2 separate regions of the Mus musculus genome follow, and region 2 is linked to region 1. A link is a loop called in an ENCODE intact Hi-C map of the cell type or tissue named here. Cell type or tissue: gastrocnemius. All regions are shown on one strand. Each heading gives the region's core, and the rest is flanking DNA. Links, peaks and the distances in the headings are about the cores only.

Region 1 (11,102 bases), core at 2,168-10,167:
GCTATGGAACAAGCAGAAATGAATGCCTCTGATGATGCATCTTAGATTGTTTTCTTAATACATAAAATCCCCCCTCTCTGGATCCCAGAAGTCTCATTTTTCAAAAGAAAATACAAGTCAATAAGGATTAGTCTGGCTCTAGGAAGGTCAGAACTAAATATACAAAATTAATAACATGACCCTGAAATAAACAAAAATGTGAAATTGCTCATCCGAGGGGATGATGTAACTAATACTGACATAATTTCCAAGCAGAAAAGCAAAACTAGGTCAAAGCACGTTGGCCTAACATAATAAGCATTTTTGCTTCCAGATTTTTATGATGTAGGCTGTGTCTGCAGGCATTATTGTCTTCTGTTATCAATGTTCGGGGCTGTCACAAATAATTCATGTCTTATCGCTCTTTGTTAGTTAAACCAAAATAATGTAGTATACATTCCAACTGTTCCATTCTGACAGCTTACATGGTAGAGAGGGGAGAAATATTCAGAGAGCATTTCCTTCTGATAGAAGGATTAAACAGTAAATATTCATTATTTTATAGTCTATTTTCATGTGACAGTTTGCTACCTAGAAAATCATGAGCCTCTCAATCAATCATTGTGGGGTTTGGGGTTTTTTTGTTTGTTTGTTTGTTTTTGTTTTTACCTTTTTCACCCAGACAGAAAGAGCAGTAGCATTAATTTCATGGAAAATTTACTTTAAGCACTGACCACAGAAATAAATCTCGACTGAATGACACACCAAATAGCATCCATTTAATGTTTACTTTTCCTTCATACATGCCTTAAATGAACTCATACTTTTCATCCTCTTTCTATTTGTTCCGCATCATTTTCCTGAAAAGCACAGCTGATTAAATCATGAAAAAAATCCTCTTATATCATAAACATTTCATCTAAACAAACATAGTCCCTCCAGTTGTTAACATCAGGCATTTTTTTATATTTAAAATCAGAGTGTAGAAGATATACACAATAGTGACACAAACACCAACTAAAAGACCATTTGACCACTCAGGTTTGTTTGTTTGTTTGTTTGTTTGAGATGTCTCACTCTTTAGGCTAGGTTGACCTGGATAGGCAATATAGCATGATCAGGCTTTGAACTTGTAGCAACCCTCCAGCCCAATCCTTCTAAGTTCCATGATTACAGTTGTGATATACAAGCCCACCTTAACTATGTGGATCTCCAAAAAAACTGCTTTCTTAACATTTTGTAATAGCATATTAATTGTTCATAATAGTGGGGTTCATTGGTGTGTTTTCATACAATTTTCTCCATTGGGACATATATAACGGATTTTAGCCATATTCCTCCATTCTCCTCTCTTGTCTCCCTCCCATTCCCACTGATCCTCTTCTTCCCAACTAGTAAAGGAGGGATTTTGTCTCAAGATTATACATTCTTTTCTGACTATTCACAACCAACAACCCATTCTAATTGTCCCAAAATCTACAACACATGAAATAATAGCATGGGCTCTGAAAGCAGCCAAATTATACCTTATGACAAAGGCATGTGGAATGGACAATAAAAAAGAACAAAATTGGAGAGCATAATGTTCAAGTTCTAGGTGAAAACTAACTTCCTCCTAGGTATGACTAAAGTGCTTCTTGGGCTAAATTGTGTCACTGAAGCTAGTGCTGGCACAGTGATGGTGCTGGTGCGATACGCTGTTAACTCTGTCAGCCAAGTTTCTCTTGAACACACTGTAAATCCCAGGGTGACAACAAGCTTGTAACAATTCTTCTGCCATGACCCCTAACTGCTGGGTTTCCAGATGTGAGCCATTCTGGTCCATATGCTAAACTTTCAACCTATAAACCCTGGTGTTACGGTACACACCTGTAACCCTGACACTTTCTGGCTGAGGCAAAGGAATAGTGAGCTCCAGGCAAGACACAGTAATGTTGTTAAATACCTGGAAAACAAAATTATTGGTTTTGTTTTTTTTTTAACCTAAAAGACCAAACTTTTAACTAGCAATTTATTTTTCTTACCTATTTAAAAAAAATGGAGTCTCCCTATGAAGCCAAGGCTTCCTTTAAGCACTTGGTCTCCATAGCTCAGCCCCTTGACTGCCAAAACTACAAGTATGCCCCACTTACCATCACCTAACTAGAACTTTCTGTTTGAATCCCTAATGTATTTCCTATATACTAGATCTTATATAAATATACAAATTTTGGGCTGGACAGATGGTTCAGTGTATAGAGTACTGACTGTTCTTCTAGAGGTCCTGAGTTCAATTCCCAGCAACCACATGGTGGCTCACAACCATCTGTAATGAGATCTGATGCCCTCTTCTGGTATGTCTGAAGACAGCTGCACTGTACTCACATACAGAAATAAATAAATCTCTTTTTTTTAAAGATATGTTTTAAAAAATATATACAAAATTCTATTACTTCTATCTCTCTATTGCTTTATCTGGTGGCTTATCTACCTAATACTAAGTCAGAAAAAGAAAATCTCATTTGTCCACTTTTTTTTCTTCCTACTCAAAAAGATAATCTGGAAAATACATTCCACTGTAGCAGCACTCTAAAATTTGACATGTGATAGGAAACAGAGTCTACTAAGTGTACTGTGGAAATGTGGAAGTGTTGTTGTCTCTATAAATCACCAAATGGATGTGAAATTTCATTTCCACAATTTTAACCAGAACTTTCAGACAGTGCATCACACTGAGAAGTAGTAAAATCTCTTTGTCTTGAATGTCACTCTACTGAATGTAAGCTCAACCTGTACACAGTGAAAAGACTTGGTCTTTAAAAGGATACCCTCTAAGGCAGGCATGGTGGCACACATCTAAAATCCCAGCACTCAGAAGGCAGAGGCAGGTGGATCTCTGTGATTATATGAGGGCAGCCTGGTCTACATAGTATATTTTTGGATAGCCAAGGTCATTTAGAGAGACTTTGACCCCAGTCCCATCCCCCTCCAATAAGGAAAGAAACAAAAGAAAGAAAAAGAAGGGAAAGGAAGGAAGGAAGGAAGGAAGGAAGGAAAAGGGAGAGGGAGAGGGAGAGGGAGAGGGAGAGGGAGGGGAGGGGAGGGGAGGGGAGGGGAGGGGAGGGGAGGGGAGGGGAGGGGAGGGGAGAGGAGAGGAGAGGAGAGGAGAGGAGAGGAGAGGAGAGGAGAGGAGAGGAGAGGAGAGGGAGAGGAGAGGAAGAAAGGAATGTGGAAATATTCCTTTTGTTGCTAAATAAATATGACTTGATATTTACCTGGCAAAATAAACTAACTATACATTTGGCTATGATCTAAAACTTCAAGTTAGCCTCAGTGAGAACAAGCTTTACAGATCCTATCTTGCAATTTAGGCTTTGATCAGTTAGGGGCAATTCCCACACCAGAATTATTTCTACCATCAAGATAAGCTGCTTGGTATGTTCTGTGTTGGGTCTTTGGCAGAATATAACTGAATGGTTAAGCAACCACAAAATACTTTAAGTTTTTTTGATACTCATCAATTACTCTTTACCATACCACTGACCACTCAAACATTCTTTCTTCTTCAGGGCCACTCTGATCTTTATATTTCCCATCTTTCTACTAAGGTTTACCTCTCATGTTTCCATAAAACACTTAATAACTCTCTCTGTGTTTCAACACCTGTATTTGGATCTGAGAATTCAAGGATACCTTAGATGTGATTCTTGCTCTAAAGTAACTCAATTTCAAGATAGCCAGAGCTATAATTAACTGGAAATAGACTATCCCAAATATGAATGTATATAAGGGCCACAGCCATTTCCTCCTGTTTATTTTAATCCAAATAGCATACAAAGAAAGTCCTCATAAACAACCCGAACACACACATAGCATCATTGTTTCTTTGTTACTCCTCTGTGGTTCTCTGGCTGTCATGCATAAAGGCTCTTCTGAATCCACAAGTTCAGAGAGGATGCTGAGAAAGGTCTAGTGAATAGATCTGAAATATAAGGCAAGCATGCTAGCAAATCCTGTCTGTCAAGACATGACCTGGCCCCTAAATATTGTCTCCTGACAGGGAAGTCATGTGTTTTGTAGCTCTGGGCTCCACTGTTTGAAATTCTTCACTGTTTGAATTTCCCCAATTAAAGATTCATTCTAAGGATTAAAAGGCTATGACAGTTTTATCTTATCTATATGAATTCTCTCCCAACCTGCCCTGAAGACCACTGTCCTAAAGAAATAGAGATGTGGTATGTGTACAGGGAAGGGGAGGCAAGAAAAGGATAACAGATAGGCAAATATGGATTCACTGCATGTTAAATTAGGTCAGGTGGGGAGATACCTTGGAGGGACCAGAATATCAGAAGTGAGAGAGAAAGGAAAAAAAAACTAGTGTAAACTTTTTCTATTTCAAATATTGCTAAAACTGTTCTGGTATCAACAAGTATGGTAATTGTTTTGTATTTCCATCCTTTATAGAATAGTAGCATGTTCGTAAAACTCGGAACTTGATCTCAAATTAATCAGATTGAATAGCTTTCAAAATAATGAGTAGTGTGTGTGTGTGTGTGTGTGTGTTCATGAGCATGGAGTATGCACATGATATTCCTCAGGAATACTATCCAGCTGCCTTTTAAAATAATGTTTTTATTTATCCTTTGATATATATATATGCATATATGTATATATATGTATACACACACATATATATATAATAAAATTTTAAGCATACCCATATTCTTATTTCCCCTTCAACTTCCTCAAGACCCCACCCAAAAAGGTCCCTTCCCAACTTCATGTCCTTTGTAAAATAAAATTAATCTTGATGTGTTCTTTTAGTGCTACCCATGTGCACCTGGATCAGGGGCTACGCACTAGAAAATAAGCTCTCCCAGTGGCCATACTCTAAAGAAAATTAACTCCCTGCTACAGTAGCCATCAATATACAAATAGAGCACCTTCATATACATGTTACAATATTTACTGTCATCTTCTTCCTTTGAGACTGTCTTTTATTGGCTTGCAGTTCACTAATTCTGCTAGGCTGATATGCCAGTGTTCCATACTGACTCCTAGTTTCCTCCTTCTTATTGCAGGGAACACAATGCACTACTATTCCTAGCATTTTGATGTGGTTCTTGGGTATCAAGCTCCTTTGCTCAGGTTTGCAAAGCAAACATTTTTCTGGCTGAGCCATGCCCACAAACCCTTCAAAGATAGTGTTTCAAAATGTCCGTGGCACAGATCGTGGTGGTACATGCCTTTAATCCCAGTACACGGGAGGCAGAGGCAGGTGGATTTCTGAGTTCGAGGCCAGACTGGTCCACAGAGTGAGTTCCAGGACAGCCAGGGCTACACAGAGAAACCCTGTTTCGGAAAAACTAAAAAAAATAATAAAAAAATGTCCATGGCCTAAAAAAATGTCCATGGCATCATTTCTCACTTGAAAAATTTCTAGTTTCAAACAAGAAACTTGAAGAACACACTTATATAGGAGTCAAAGGTTTGGTGAGTCTAGATAATATTTGTATAATTGTATATCTCAAAGGGTTAGAAAAAAGGATTTTAAAATGTTTTTGCCATAAAGAGTTGGTAATTTGAAGAGACAGATACCTTTAACTTAATTATACAGGATATGGATGCACTGAAATATCACATGGATCTCATTAGTATGTACAATTTTTATATTTCATGCATCAGTTAAAGATCAAAAAACATGATACATATGAAATGTCAGTGAAACCCATTATGTTGTGTGCTTACTAAAAAAAAATCAACTACAAATAAAAGTACAGTACAAAGCATACACTCTCATATGCTAAAAATAAACTTAAAGTAAATAAAAATATATTGGAATACTCAATAAAATGGAACATGAAGCATTTATAGAGTTGGGACTCTGTATTAGGTATTTTCTCTGATAAATTGATTTTAGCAAAGAAATCATGAGTGTCTACAAGTGAACATGGAAATAAAATGTCACAAATACAGATTATTTCTCAGCTCCATTAAGTTCAGTAAATTTTAGGCAATCATTAGTTTTTAAAGGGATTTTCATCATTACAAATAAATATAGGGAAGAACAAGCAAACAGCCATTCTTCTCATGTAATAATCTATATTATACTACTGGTATCAAACCTATATACTAGATTGGAAGTACTTTGAAGTCAAGGATTCTATCAAACTATGTTGAGAACCCAAAAGACATCTGAAATACAAAAATCACTCACTGTGTAGTTTCTTCTAAATGAACTAAGTAGATTAATTCTGGAAGTGCTCAGTAAATTTTGAATGATAAGAGATGGGAAGCCTTGGTATTTTATTTATCATACATAGCTGACTGAATATGGAATGTTTAACAGTCACTTACATGCTACAATCAGGACCACTTACTGCTTTTGCCTTTTTAACTCAGAACCTGTTTTTTTTTTTTTTTAATATAGTTTTGTTTTGTTTTTGCACAAAGGAGATAAACTTTTACGGTTTTAGTTTTTGATTATTTTCTTTTTAGTAAAGTTCCCTCTTTTTTGTGTGTCTGGGTACCACAACTTTTTACTTCCTTAACACCACTTACTGGAGGACTTTAAAGATCTTAATGTTATGTCAAAGAATATCTTCATCTAAGGGAAAAAGAAATCTTTAACTCTGATGAGCATCTAACAGCGTGTCCTCTAGTTAAACGAAATGTCTACATCATGCCAGTTAACAAGAGTCAGTAAAGAACCTAAAACAAAACCGGTCAGATGAGTTTGGTTTCAGATGAAAGGGGCTGATAATAAACCAAAACTCTTCCTCAGAAACTTCCCCACATCCACACAGATTAGGCTCCAGTTTGACCTGACTCTATCACTCTTGCTTTAATCAAAGTGTATTTGATATCCTCTTCCTTGAGCGAACTAGTTTTCATAGTAGATTCGGTCACAAGGTTAAAGAATTGGTAACTAATCACTCTTATAAGCAGAGTAATCTCTCTGGTCCTGCTTGGGTATGCCTGCAGTGGTGTCCAAGGCCTAGGTGTTCGTCAAGGAAACTTCAAATCTGACCCCTGCAGGTAGATAAGTGAAATACACACTTCCAGCCAGATCCTGGCATTTCTTTTAGAGTCTGGAATTCTAAAACTGACAACACTCAGACTAAGCACAGCAGAGATACTGACAACATTTACATATTTTAGCCGTCTCTTTCATCTTACAATTTTCTCTGGGAGCGTAGCAAACAGTTGATTAAGAAGAATTTAACTTACTTTTAACAAATATTCTGACGTGGTTAGTCATATTTTTTTTCTTATCTATTGAACTCTAACTGACTTGGAACAACTGGGATACTCAAATCATGTGGACAAAAAATATCCTGATTTGGCCCATCTTTTCTTAATCAAACAAATTACTCTCTGACCAAATACTTCCCCACCCCCCTCAACAATGTAAGCCTAGGTTTCCATAACTACCTTGGATGTCTATTTACCACACAAGGGATCAAAGCCAGGAGGCATCCACAGGCACAGCTCGCCTTCAAACTTTGCAGGAATGTCTGCGGATAGCATACAACTACCAATTAACAGATTTGTTTGAAGCCTATGCGGTCCACAGCCAGACAAACTCAGAACATGAGTCACGCTGAACACTAAGGAAAAACCAACTCAAAAATTACTTTGAAACAACCAACAAATATCTTTTCGTTGACAAGTCCTACAATGGTAACATTTCCTGAAAGATAGGCAGTAGAAAAACAAATAAAATCTTAACATACGCTGAAGACATCAAACTCTCTAAAAGCGTATACAAAAACTTAAAACATCTGTTAAAGGGGACCCATTTCTCAGATACACATTTAAAATTCCAGTTATAGCATCTTCCTATTAAGTGTCATAAAACTGCCTGATCTTAATGTTGGGACAAAGGAAATCAGAAAGGTCTTGTCCTTTAAACTTCTCAAGGCTTTCATTTCTAAAGAAATGAAGCTACACAGCATACTCGAGACATTGTATGCTAGTAACAGAACAAGAGGAAAGGAACATTGATGGAGAGGTTTTGGTTTTATTTTACAGGTAGTCTTTCTGGGTGGGTGAATTCCAGACTAGGAGACCAGCCTCTAACTTGCTGTTCTCATTATTTTTAATCTTTTCTTTTTTTTCTTTTTTCTTTTGTCTTTGCCTTCACTTCACCATTTGTTCGATGAGGATCAAGCTGCCCTTCATTCTCTCCATGGAGGTGTGGTTGAGAATAAATAGATGATATTTGTAAAGGACTTTCTAATCCTCTGAGGAAAGATTACTGCCAGGACTTTCATTAGTAAGCCAGATGTCCTTGGGCATTTTAACTCCAATCTAAAGAATGCAAAATGGGCTGACCAAACTCAATCACAGCTTCCTTGCATCAGCAGCATCGTAGCCTCACAAAAAACAAAATAGCAGCTGGGAGACCAAGAGACTAAAAGAAAAGTCATCTCAGCTGCTTAGTATATTTCTCTAAAGTTATTGGGATTCTAAAATCCCAAAATATGCCTGGTAGGGAATTTCATCTGGAGATTCTATTTTTTTCCAACTTGAGAATGAAATATTTGTTCTTAGTCTGTGGTGGGACAATTAATGTGACTTGCTATTTAGGGAGGATATTTGCAGTTGTGGGAATGTCATAAGCAAACCTGTTGTTTTTGGCTGGACTTCTATAACAGGTGGCCATGCCTTTCCTTTTGCCTGGGAACGCAGCAAATTCCTTCTCAAAGAAGAATCTGAAAAGTTTTCCATTTTTTTTTTTTGATCAAAGTGCCAAGAGAGGTTGGCACACTTTAAAATGACTTCCTGATGAACTTGTCAGGTTTATGTTTGTTTGCTTGCTTGTTTCATTTACCTTATAAGAATTTTGACCTGCACTGTTTGTGTGCTGACAATCTGGTAAGAGCCCAAACTTTCTGAGTCTTACACACAAACATGTAGCCTTCTAATTGTGTTGGCGAGTTTTGGGCTATGGAGAATTTCTAACTAGTTAGTGGTAGGGATCTGTCCTGGCTTGCCACCCCACTGTTCGGCATTTGCACAGCCCTAGGGACGGATCACTTACCAGCAAGAGGATTGTGTTTCATTGCTGAGCTGATGACACATGGGTTGGTTTGATAGCTAACCCTGCAAATACAGCCAGGGGCTGCTGGGCCTAAGATGACAAATTGGTTGGTGGATGTTATTCCTCTGCCTGAATGAAGTGGTAAGGTCTCTTCCCCTCCCCCAACAAGAGAAACAAGAACAAATCTGGGACTCGCCCATGCAGTAATGCTACCATCTCATGCCTGGTTTCTTGTATGAACAATGATCGCTACTCTTGCATCTCCTCCCCCAGTCCCTCCCTCTTTTCAACTACCCAATAGGCGAAAGAACAATGTTATATATGTATCCAGAGATGTGGGATGAAAAGATGGTCATTCATTAAATAACTAAGGAGTTACTACATGCCTACTTGTACAGTTAAAACTTCAACACTGGGCTGTTTGCCAACTTCATACAAATGCCACAGTTCCACATGGGAAAAATCATCCCAAGCTCTGGACAAGCCTGCCTGAGGCATCAGACAGAGGGAGTGTCACCCCATTCCAGAGGAACTGTGTGGGCACAAAGATTCTAAAAATTGAGTTCACACATCACCGAGGACAAGACAGGTGGCTTCACACAGCATCAAATAACTTCTTTGTTCCGGCTTAGGACCTTTGTGAAAAATAGTATTGTGTACCTATTCTCTTTCTTGCTCCTATCCAGCAAGCCTCCTTGCCCCTTTTGTCTATCTCATGTGCTTGCTAGAAATTCAAAGAATGAGGCTGCTCTATAAGATCGCAAAACTTCGAGAAAGCCAGCCTCTGCACCACTCTCCAGCTAGGCAGATGCAATTTGCTGAAAGCACACACACAGTCTTTCATGTGCTTTTTTCTGTACTCCTGCAATTTCCCAAGCTCGTCCAGAAGAGCAAGTTAGCGAATAAGAAATGTGAGGGCCTTTGCTCCTGACCTTTCATGCAGGGCCTCTGCTTTACCTCTGCGGCAGTGAAACGGAAAGTCGTAAACCCCTTGGCCCAACCACTCATGGGAAGGTTTACTTTCGCCTAAAGTGAACACTTTGGGGTGGGGCACACCCAACTCAACTGGAAGAAAAAAGAGAAGAGGTTTTCCGGTGACAAAACAGATGCTCAGTTTCCCACCCGGAGTTACTCCGCTCTGGCAAGAGTAACTAGCATTCCTCCCCGGGAGTCTCTGTCCTTCCCAGTCACTGAAAGGCTTTTACTTTTGTCTTTCCCTTGTGAGTATCGATCTCGGCAATAAAACATTGACGTAAGATTTTTTTTTCCAACTGTGATAGAGTTGTAAATTACACCCTCTTCTAGGCTTTGTAATCCAGTCTTTCCTTTTCTCTTTTTCCTCAACGGCAAAGCTATAAACCTCATAAACTTCTACCTAAGTTGATAAGGAATTGTATCCCTATGCCCTAGAGCGACGGAAGAAGCTGCTGGCTTGGAATTCTTCACAGAGACACACTCAAGACCGGTCTCCCTTCAGTACTTCCGGGACTGTGTTCTTACGTCCAGCAGCAACACAAAATACAACTCCTAAAGTGCTAGAACGGTTTTTAAAAAAGTCTGTAACACCCCCCTCCCCCCTCCCCGCGCCTGCCTCCGCTGGAAGTGCAGCTTGTTCCATCCAGACTGCTTTCGCCTTCTCAGCCTCGGACACACAGTAAAGTGCTCAAAACGTGAAAGCAAAATAAGATAAGAGTCCCAGCGTGCTTCTTTGTCAGACTGTGCAGTTGTCTTTATTCTAACCTGAAGCATAATAGGGTAGAGGCTAAAAGCTTGAGATGAATCCAGCACAATACATTCCAGAGGCCCGCAAACTGGAATTGATTTGCATATTCCACAAACCGCTCTGAACCTTTTACAAAGACTGCCTGACATCAGCAACCACTCTTAGAAGCAAAAGCTGGCGCGGGTAGGTAGTAAGGACGAGGCAGTGGGGTGCCGGCAGGTGATGTGCTTTCTAAGGTAGCCTTAGGAAGAGAAGGCAGTCCCCTCCTTCCACCTAATGGATCTGCTGGAACGCTGCGTTTGATCACTCCGCCCGCTCTGGGAGTAACAGGTCGCAGGGGCCCCAAGCTAAAGCCCTCCTTCTGTGGCTGGCGCC
Region 2 (11,102 bases), core at 2,036-10,035, 52 kb after region 1:
TTTCTACTCTGGTCACGCATCAGTAAGAGACATCTCCCAGTTCCAGGGATTTCCATAAAATTTCTTTCTTAGCCAAACATTTTGAGTTGGAGTCATTTCATCTTTGAAAAAGAGCTCTGGAAAGATGGTTTGAAGAGTGGGAATCTGCTGGAGAAAAAGGAAGCTAAACAAGACCCATTGGGTGGGGGAGGGGTAAGGCACCTCACAGTGCATGCTGGGATGAAGGCTAATTAAGATGTTGACTGAATCGATGCTAATCATGTCCCAGCAGACTCTGCTGGATTAGTATGTAAATTGGTAGACTCTGTTCCGAAATTGCCCTACCAGCTGAGGTCTAATTACTGACTAGACATAACAAATAATAATGGGATTTGTATTTTAGGATGTTTAATTATGGAAATACATGTCTGCAAAAATACCAGTTGTAATGAAGAAAAAGAGATTTCATAATGTTTTACTAAAGGTTTATGAAATTTTACAGCTTTAATAATAAGACCAGAAACAGCAGTGGGTAGAGGGAGACCTTTCGGAGAGCTGGCATTTGTGAACGGGGACCAGAATCAGACTGCTTAATTCACTGCTTAAGAAATTTTCCCTGAGCATCTGAAAGACTAATTGTTTCATTGGTGATACACAGCATCTTGTGGGCTTTTAGTTCTATCACTAAAAGAACTGGGACTGCTCCACGAAGAATAACAGAGCCACCAGGAACTCAGAGGGACTCCTCTGGTAACATGCATTCAAATGGAATTAAAGACAGCAGGCTGACAATATTCAGAGGAAATTAAGCCACTAAAATAAGGTTTTCTTCACTGAAGTTATTCCACAATGTAGAAATCATGACATTTATAAATTAGAAAGTTGTTAGTCCAATCTCAAAGCTAGAGTGCATATTTCACGTAGTTTTAGAGAAAAGCAAGTTGACTTCCAGAATCCAATGAATGGATATGCTGGGATAGAAAGTGCTCTGTAACTATTTATTACATCATCGTGTGGCCACACCTTTTCAAAAAGTTTATGAAGAGGTACAAACAGAATTTTATTTTTTTTTCCATTTTTTATTAGGTATTTAACTCATTTACATTTCCAATGCTATACCAAAAGTCCCCCATATCCACCCACCCCCACTCCCCTGCCCACCCACTCCCCCTTTTTGGCCCTGGTATTCCCCTGTACTGGGGCATATAAAGTTTGCAAGTCCAATGGGCCTCTCTTTCCAGTGATGGCCGACTAGGCCATCTTTTGATATATATGCAGCTAGAGTCAAGAGCTCCGGGGTACTGGTTAGCTCATAATGTTGTTCCACCTATAGGGTTGCAGATCCCTTTAGCTCCTTGGCTACTTTCTCTAGCTCCTCCATTGGGAGCCCTATGATCCATCCATTAGCTGACTGTGAGCATCCACTTCTGTGTTTGCTGGGCCCCGGCATAGTCTCACAAGAGACAGCTACATCTGCGTCCTTTCAATAAAATCTTGCTAGTGTATGCAATGGTGTCAGCGTTTGGATGCTGATTATGGGGTGGATCCCTGGCTATGGCAGTCTCTACATGGTCCATCCTTTCATCTCAGCTCCAAACTCCGTCTCTGTAACTCCTTCCATGGGTGTTTTGTTCCCAAATCTAAGGAGGGGCATAGTGTCCACACTTCAGTCTTCATTCTCCTTGAGTTTCATGTGTTTAGCAAATTATATCTTATATCTTGGGTATCCTAGGTTTGGGGCTAATATCCACTTATCAGTGAATACATATTGTGTGAGTTTCTTTGTGAATGTGTTACCTCACTCAGGATGATGCCCTCCAGGTCCATCCATTTGGCTAGGAATTTCATAAATTCATTCTTTTTAATAGCTGAGTAGTACTCCATTGTGTAGATGTACCACATTTTCTGTATCCATTCCTCTGTTGAGGGGCATCTAGGTTCTTTCCAGCTTCTGGCTATTATAAATAAGGCTGCTATGAACATAGTGGAGCATGTGTCCTTCTTACCTGTTGGGGCATCATCTGGATATATGCCCAGGAGAGGTATTGCTGGATCCTCCGGTAGTACTATGTCCAGTTTTCTGAGGAACCGCCAGACTGATTTCCAGAGTGGTTGTACAAGCCTGCAATCCCACCAACAATGGAGGAGTGTTCCTCTTTCTCCACATCCTCGCCAGCATCTGCTGTCACCTGAATTTTTGATCTTAGCCATTCTGACTGGTGTGAGGTGGAATCTCAGGGTTGTTTTGATTTGCATTTCCCTGATGATTAAGGATGTTGAACATTTTTTCAGGTGCTTCTCTGCCATTCTGTATTCCTCAGGTGAGAATTCTTTGTTCAGTTCTGAGCCCCATTTTTTAATGGGGTTATTTGATTTTCTGAAGTCCACCTTCTTGAGTTCTTTATATATGTTGGATATTAGTCCCCTATCTGATTTAGGATAGGTAAAGATCCTTTCCCAATCTGTTGGTGGTCTTTTTGTCTTATTGACGGTGTCTTTTGCCTTGCAGAAACTTTGGAGTTTCATTAGGTCCCATTTGTCGATTCTCGATCTTACAGCACAAGCCATTGCTGTTCTGTTCAGGAATTTTTCCCCTGTGCCCATATCTTCAAGGCTTTTCCCCACTTTCTCCTCTATAAGTTTCAGTGTCTCTGACAAACAGAATTTTAAACAGCCTTGTAACTGCTGCTTATTATCTGCCTATGTTGCTATTACATCATTGGAAGATATAAATCAGCAATAAATCTTTACCAGAGTGTACATTATATTTATATTTATTTATTCCTAATATGTATCAGAATTTTTAGATGTTCTGCCTATATTTAGTACACAAATCTACATGTGTATGCTTGTTTAAATTAGGAATGTGTGATTAAATGCTTATTATGTCCCAATTCTATTCCAGTTTCCATGGGTTTTTTTTTTTTTGAAATTTTCATGAAATTAAAAAAGATAGTTTTGTTATGAGACATCTTAGATTATTTGCTTGTTTTTGTTTTTTGTTTTTTTGTTTTTTGTTTTTGTTATTTTGTTTGTTTGGTTTTTTTGGTTTTTTTTTTTTTTTTTTTTTTTTTTTTTTTTTTTTTTGAGACAGGGCTTCTCTGTGTAGCCCTGGCTGTCCTGGAACTCACTCTGTAGACCAGGCTGGCCTCGAACTCAGAAATCTGCCTGCCTCTGCCTCCTGAGGCCTGGGATTAAAGGTGTGTGCCAACATGCCCGGCTTTTGCTTTTGTTATATGGCACAGATATCAACAAGTGAAATTCAGAGGGAAAACTCATGTTCTCAGTATTTCCATGCCTTGATGTATTTGGAGTTACACATGTATATTGAACATAGGTTTTTTTTTTTTTTTGAACACCCTAACACAAATTATCCACAAAGCTACTATTATTTGATACTTGCAATGTGGAAATTTAGGAAAGAACAGTGCAGTGGGATTTCAGTACAAGGGATATTTAAACTTTGTATTAGAAATTCATTTCATCAAGTAAATTTTATTTGAGAACTCATGCTATTTTTTTGCAGATGTTATTAGTATATTGGTAACTATATTTATTTAGGTTTCAACAGTGGAATTTCTTCTTTCATTATTCTTCAAAAATGTAAGCTAATCCAGTAGTCGTCTCATTCTATAATAGTGTACACATACATCTGAATAAACTTTCCCTACCATCTACCAATCTGCTACTCAATTCTCAACTTCAAGTATTGACATTAAGGGAAAGTTCATATAATTAACAAAGAAGTGTTTTTTCTTTATTACAAGATATTTTAGACTATTTGTTTTGTTATATGGCACAGGAAAAGATATCAGTGGGCAATCTTGTATTTGTCAGTAATCTTAAACTTTGATGGATTTAGGGTTGAATGATGACATCAAACAATACATTACCCCAAAGCCTTATTTCCAATGCTATTTGCCCATGTCCAGAGGCACCAATCTTTAAGTATACATTATTTAAAACTAACCAATAATGCTCTCCTCTAAGCAATGAACAGGTTGGAGGTCAGATACTTTGATGTGACCAATTCAACTCTGTCCCTTTCTTGGCATGACTTTTGGACAAGTTTAACATTTCTTTGAAGTGGTCTACTCATACGTAGGTAAATAGGGCCAAGCCTGAAGAAGTATTATCTTGAATGTGAGCATCTCAAGGTTGACTAACAAGGCACTGGGTAGACTTCACTTTTGGAAATTCTCACTCAGAGGCAAATTACAATTTCAGAGAGTAATGTTGAACAAATGGATTTTGACATTTTATCATTAAATCAAGCAGAAGACTATCTTGATAAATAATAATATTGGTTTTAATGGCACAGAGATAGTTATACCAAAATATGAACACCTTTTGTCATGAGGATATAGACAAAATTCCCAGGTATGCTGTTCCAAATAAGAAAGATCACAGTCGGGCATGGTGGTGCATGCCTTTAATCCTAGCACTTGGGGGGCAGAGGCAAGTGGGTTTGTGAGTTCGAGGCCAGCCTGGTCTACAAAGTGAGTTCCAGGACAGCCAGGGCTACACAGAGAAACCCTGTTTCGAAAAACAAACAAACAAACAAAAAAAAACAAAAAGAGAAAGAGAAAGATCACAGAGTCTTTCCACAATGGCTAAGTAGGGCATGGGAGCCAGGTTTTTGAGTCAAGGGGTGTCAGAAACAATGAGTTCAAATATGGCTGAGCTATTCCATAAGACTCTTCTCCTTTCATTGCATAGAAGAGCTTTCTTAATGGAAACAACCAGCAACAATCAAATGTGAGTACAATAGTAGCAGATATCATACAATTGTGTATTAAGTACACAGAAAGTCAAAAGGTTAATCCAACCTAAATCTTTCTGTTACAAAAGTACAAAACACATTAAATTGGCATGAACTCATATTACTGGTAACCTAATGATAAAGAACAACAACAACAACAACAAAAAACAAAGAACAAAAAACCTCCATATCATTTTCAGTAGTATCTCTTGGGGAGGAGGATTTTTTCCCCTTAGTGATCATTGTAGGAATTTTTATAGATTTCCACAGACAAATGTTTCATAATTTAATGTTAAAGTTTCTATGGTGATTATAGAATAGTTTGACAAAGATAAAAATGTAGAAGTTTGTACTCATTTTTTCTTGGCAAGAATTATTTTCTAAAGACCACCTACATGGAGTGAGTGCCGATCTTCACAGCCAATCAATAATAAGGATAATAAAGATCAAGTCAGAATGCAGTACATTAAAAATCATCCTAAGACTCCTGAGGTACACACATAGCAGAGTGAAAACTTTGGGGTTCATACTTCGCTATAGCCTCTCAGCATCGTGAAAGCATTTGTAAGGAGAATGCTTGGAGCGTACATAACACATTATGTCATTTGATGATTGGAGAAAATGTCCATGCATCCATCCGCTTCACTTCCATGGCTCTGCCCACTTTCCTATATAAAGCGAGTACTCGTTAACTTCAGATTTACCCAGGAAGTCTTGGAGCCATTTAATTTTCAGTAGTCTATTTTTCAGGAGAGCAAAAGTTTCTTGGTGCTGATATCAATTTTTAGAGAGCATGCAGTATAGAAAATTTCTAGTCTTCCCTGTAGTTCAGTCTTACTTGTCCATACAACTGTTAACATTTCACTGTGAACCATGCCCTCCTGATGGCCAGGACTCCACAGGAATTCTTCACAAGAAAAGGAAACAAACAAATTTCAACTCATCATGATAGGGATAACCACCTTTCTTCTGTCTGCACCTTGGAAATGTAGTAATAATTCTCGTAGGAAACACATAACATAAAGCTGTCAGGAATATGAACTGAAACTTGGCCCTGGAGCAAGAATATGTGCCTTCACATCTTTCCCTTTGCAAAATTTGAAACTTAGGACAAATCTATTTTTTAAACTGAAAATACGAAGACGGCAACAACAGAGGTACCTATCTAAAAGGATTGGTATGGAGATTCATTGCATTATACTTGGAATAAAGCAATACATTGCATAAATGTGTTCTTACTAATTGTAACAGTGTCTTCACAGATGGATTTTGAGTCACAAGAGAGAAACACTTTCTAGATAGTGCGATAGCACCAGCTCTTATGGCAGCATACATATAACTTCTTAGAGTCACTCATTTTCTGTCCCACCCAATTATTCACCTGAAATATTTTGTACTATAATATTTTCTGTCAAAGCATTATCTGCCATGCCTCTCAAAGTCTTTATCTTCTCAGCAGAATCTGAGAAGCCATTACACTCTTAACCTTTCTCCTATACTCCATTTTAGCTGGCCTCCATCTACAAAAGTCTGTCACTGAACTTTCTAATATTACCATATTAGTGAAAGTACCATGGCACTTTCACTGCTTGCAATGTTTCCCTACCTACATTTAAAATGCATGGCATTGAAAGTAATGTAGCTCACAAAGATAGGTGCACTTAAATGTCTGAATCTTTGGTGTCAAAATGCGATACTTTATTTTATCTGTCTGGTAGTCTTGATGCAATAAGTTTTTATAATAGAAGGAAGGAGGATGAAGAATGAGGAAAAATAATTTGATGGAACAAACCCCTAAGAGATGAAGAACCAGAAAACAAGGAATGATGGTGACATTCAGAGGCAGAGAAAATAAACTAAATTCTAATTTAGCATCTCCAGAAGGAACACTACTAGGACAGTGCTTCAACTTTACTCCTAGTGGGAGCTTTAGAATGTCAGGAATACAATAAATTTATGTTTTTTTTTACTTTTTGGTATATTTTTGCTAATATGTTGATATACAAAGCAATTGGTAAGGATGTGGAAATAAACTAATAACAGTACTATGAATATAACAGATTATCAGAATATTTATTAATCATTTTTCATTTATTAATCATTTTGGTTTTTAGAAATAGTAACTTCAATGGGAGCAGTGGATGCAGAAGAAAGCGAGGCTGGCTTAAGACAAAGTATACATATATGTATTCCAGTGTCTATGTGGACTGGTGCCATTTACCAGTTACCTAACTCAATCCCAGGTACACAGAATAGAAAGCCAAGCCAACCTCTCATTTTTACATGCCAGTCTAATATATTGATTCTTTAAAATCTATAAGGAGCTGAAGGGGTTTGCAACCCCACAGGATGAACAACAAAACCAACCAACCAGACCCCCACCCCCTGGCCCACAGAACTCCCTGGGACTAAACCACCAACCAAAGAGTACACATGGAGGGACCCATGGCTCCAGCTGCATATGTAGCAGAGGATGGCCTTGTCGGGCATCAAAGAGAGGAGAGGCCCTTGGTCCTGTGATGGCTCAATACCCACTGTAGGGGAATGCCAGGGTGGAGAGGTAGGAGTGGGTGGGTGGTTGGGGTAACACCTTCATAGAAGCAGGGGGGATTGGATAGGGGTTTTGGGGGGACAGGAAAGGGGATAACATTTGAAATGTATATTAACAAAATATACAAAGAAAGAAAAAAGAAATTAAAAAAAACTATACTGTTTCTTCCTTGAAACTTCAAAAGCAGGGTTGTTTTTTGTTTTTTGTTTTTCATTATTTTTAAGGACAGATTCTTACTCTTTTGCTCGGAGTGAATTGACAAACTCATTCTGTAAGCCTCAAACTTGGGCCAATTTTACTTCCTCAGTTTCCTGAGTTTGCTCTATGAATCATCACACTTAGCAACAAAGCACTTTCTTATGCAAGGTTATGTATAGGGACTCCCTTGTCCATAGTTAAATATATCTGCTTACAGAGAATTTCAAGGCAGCAAGCAAATAAGCTAAGCTGAGTGGTAAGAGCAACAGAGAAATGGACTCAAAAGGGCATTGATGGAAGAGGTGATGAATCCTTACCTGCTGCCTCAGTATTCACATGGCACAGTCTACTCCATTCCTAAGCTTTCAGGGACTAAGTTCCCTCATCTTTAAAATGGGCATTGCATCCAGTTTTCAGTGTTGTTGAGCCAAGTAGGTGGTAACATATTTGTAAAGGATTTGGTGAAATGTCTGGTACATGGTAGATCCAAGAAAGTTTATGTATTTACCCATCACAATTCCCATTTTCTTGTAAGTATAATCATAAATCTCATATTCTTGAGATATTTTCTAACATTTTAAAGAAGTCATCTAACACAAAACATGATATTGCAAAGAAAATGGGAAAGAATAATAATTTATAGGGTGTAAAGATTATTCTTACAAAATATTTGGTCTTTGCTTCCCCAACTTATGCAATGGTCAGATTAATTCAGAAGAAATCTTTTTTAAAAAAAATATTTAAATGTCCATCAATGAGAACAACACACAGAGTGTCCCAGGCTATGTGAGAAGATTATTGATTAGCTTCACTTCTAGGTTCAAAGTAGCCAGTATTATAGTTTAATATATAAGTAATTCAGAAGAATTAGTGTTTTCTGTTATTACTGAAAACACATTTGCAATTGAGACACGTGAGTGGGCAAACAATCATTTGAACATCGAGAGATGGTCTTTCTGCCCCTGGCCTTGGCTACCTCTGCAGCAAGCTCCACCAAAACAATGTCTTCATGTTTCACAGCAAATACGGGTTGCCTTGGTGACGACAGACACTCAATAATATATGCCAGATGAATGAGAATCTCAGAAGGTGGTAGTGAAAAATGACCAGCCAAAGTATTTTAAAATATCAACCTGGAAAGAAAATCAATTCTAATAAACTCCATGCTCTCAGTCTCAAATATGATGAAAGTAAATAGTCTTTCAAAGTGGAATAAGCAGAGAATAGTGAATGACATTGATCAAAACCTGCAAAGCTCAGAGGCATCCTCACAGTCCACAGATAAATTGATTTACTGTTATCTCACGCCCCAGCCCCTCCCCCACTTAACTGCCAGCACTCTCTAAGCAACTCCTAAAGGTGGAAGAGAAAACTATTCGGTTGAACTAGTGTTTTCAGTTGTTAGAAGAGGGAAAACCTCTGTAAGTGAAAGGAAATTGAATTACTTTTGGCAAATCATTAGCTCATTTTAGAGAGACCATATTTTTAAATGTTCCCATTAATATGGGTGTAGAGAAATTTATTTAGATTTATATATTTTAAAACCCTGAATGTTACTTAAAAGTGACATGTATAGTCAATTTTGAAAATAATCAGGCCATCTTAATACTGCAATTTAATTAGGAAAAAAATCCTATGGACCTAGTTTCTAACTGAAGACAAAGTTATGGACCTACATAGTTAGTAGAGGGATCGTTATACTTGATCAGTATTTCCAAGCAAGCAGAATCAACTAGAATGATAATTAACTGCATTACAAACACACACACAGACACACAGACACACACACACCCACACACTAAGTTTATAAAGAAATATTGAACACCAGAACATTTCATAAAGCAAAGGTTTTAGTAAGCAGGAAGAAATTCAGTAAGCCTCTTATATTAGGGAGCAGCTAAATTTTTTCAAAGAATCAACAACAAAAATGTTTATGCTGTCCTTCCTTAAGGTGGGGGGAGGGGTGAACAGAGATTTTAGGAATTTGGTTGTAGCTACTAGGAGAGGCTTCTAGGCTAACTGATTGTCTGCTGCTTTCTTCTCTGTACACACCTTCAAACTCTCAATATACTCCTCAGTATATTGCTTGTGGAACACTTTGGCTCAAATAAAATAACTGTATTTTTGAACTCTTTACATTCAAGTATCTCAGGAGGAACTAAAAGGAGATATGTGTATCCATACATTAAAACTGTATTTACATGTAGTATAAATAATGTATATTTGCATCTTTATACAAACAACAAAATCAACTCCAAAAAATAACAGTGTAATCAAGGAATAACATCAGTTGTCAAATTAGGCTGTATGCGCAGCAGAATCTTGGAAAATGTTGAGGGGGTGTGCTACCTCCCCCTCTGAATGTAATGGCAGGTTGCTCATTTCTTCTTTCCAGGGAATACAAATCTATGTGTAATAATTATAAAATAGGATGTTCTGCACAGAAAGGCCAAATTCCATTTGCCCCACTTTTTTCTGGGAATGTTGTATCCTGTTCTTATTCTGTCTGGAACTTACTCTCGGCAGTACTTGGGTTACTAGTCACCATTCTGGCCCACATAGCTCTAGTTACAAATGCAACAAAACACACAAGGGTAAAATACATTTTCCTAGGAACATAAATAATTGAGAATTTTCTCAAAAGGTCTGATTCCTTCACCACCACCAATTCCCATAGTGTTATACTCCCAAACTGTTCAAATTTAGATAAAAAGGTTTTAAGATGTGATTATCTTGCCGATAAGTGAATTCCAGTATAGGCCTTAGTGATTTCATGTGCACCCATTTTGTTTCAGTCCATTACTCAAAAGTGATGCTAATCAAGTTTGGGAGAAGTGAAATTGTTCTCTGGCCACAAGCCCTTTGTGCAGTGAACAGCGACTTTCTCATACACTAGGCAGAGACAATGCAGGATGTCCCCAGAATCACTAACCAACTTCCTTCCTTAGGACCCCACCCCCCAACCCCCATCCCGCACTGCACTTCAAAGGACAACCGTATGCAATAGCTTCCTAGTGTAGTAGAAAAAAAATGCCTTACCAGTGTCTCCAATGTTGATGGAAGAAAATCCCTAGTTGCTGGAGGCCAAGCAACTCGGCCACTTGACTGGGGGTGGGGGGGCTAGCAGAGCTGAAATCGTCCTTCCCTGTTTGCTTTCATCCCAGCGACCTCTCCCAGGATTTTTCTCACAAAGCCCTCTTCTAATTCTCTAATCCTCTCACAAGAAGAAGCTGCACACACACCAGATGACTTCTGCAGTAGCGGCCCTCTCGAGGGAAAGAGGAGGGTTCTTGCTCCTGATTTGTGCCAGGCCAGTCCTCTGAGTCCTCGAACCCCTTTGCACCCCTTTGTGAGCAGAGCACACAGCAAGAGCAAGTGCGGGAATATGCCAGGCTAAGACAGGCGACAGGCATGCAGGTGAGCCTTGGCTCCCTTCTGTGGCTGCCAGAAGCTCTGCTGTCTCCCAGGGAACGCCTCAGCTTCAAACTTCCTCTGAATTTTATAGCTCCATGTTTCCTTCCTGAAGAGAAAGAGTTCCAAGGAGTTATGGAGCAACCAGCTAGGATCTGCCTATATTGGGCTGGACCAAAAAGAGTCCTTGGTAATGTATTA

The links. Hi-C counts contacts between places; a loop is a spot of excess contacts. Peaks named below come from ENCODE experiments on the same cell type or tissue, not always from the same donor. Only the 100,000 strongest peaks of a DNase experiment are listed, where the experiment ranks them.
Region 2: a loop joins it to region 1, with 3 times the contacts of the local background. A loop is called at or near these places in 3 of 42 quality-filtered maps.

Annotation. Positions count from the first base shown.
Region 1 is chrX:169,879,942-169,891,043 of GRCm38, reverse strand. All of the region lies in intron 1 of Mid1 (midline 1), which reads right to left. Among named protein-coding and RNA genes, the nearest start is that of Mid1, 5.9 kb to the right of the region's middle. In gastrocnemius, for the core only: a CTCF peak has its summit at 7,000; no DNase peak of the experiment used is centred there; H3K4me3 peaks cover 1,644 bases; H3K27ac peaks cover 3,141 bases.
Region 2 is chrX:169,827,653-169,838,754 of GRCm38, reverse strand. It overlaps a transcript of Mid1 not described here. Among named protein-coding and RNA genes, the nearest start is that of Mid1, 46 kb to the left of the region's middle. In gastrocnemius, for the core only: no CTCF peak of the experiment used is centred there; no DNase peak of the experiment used is centred there.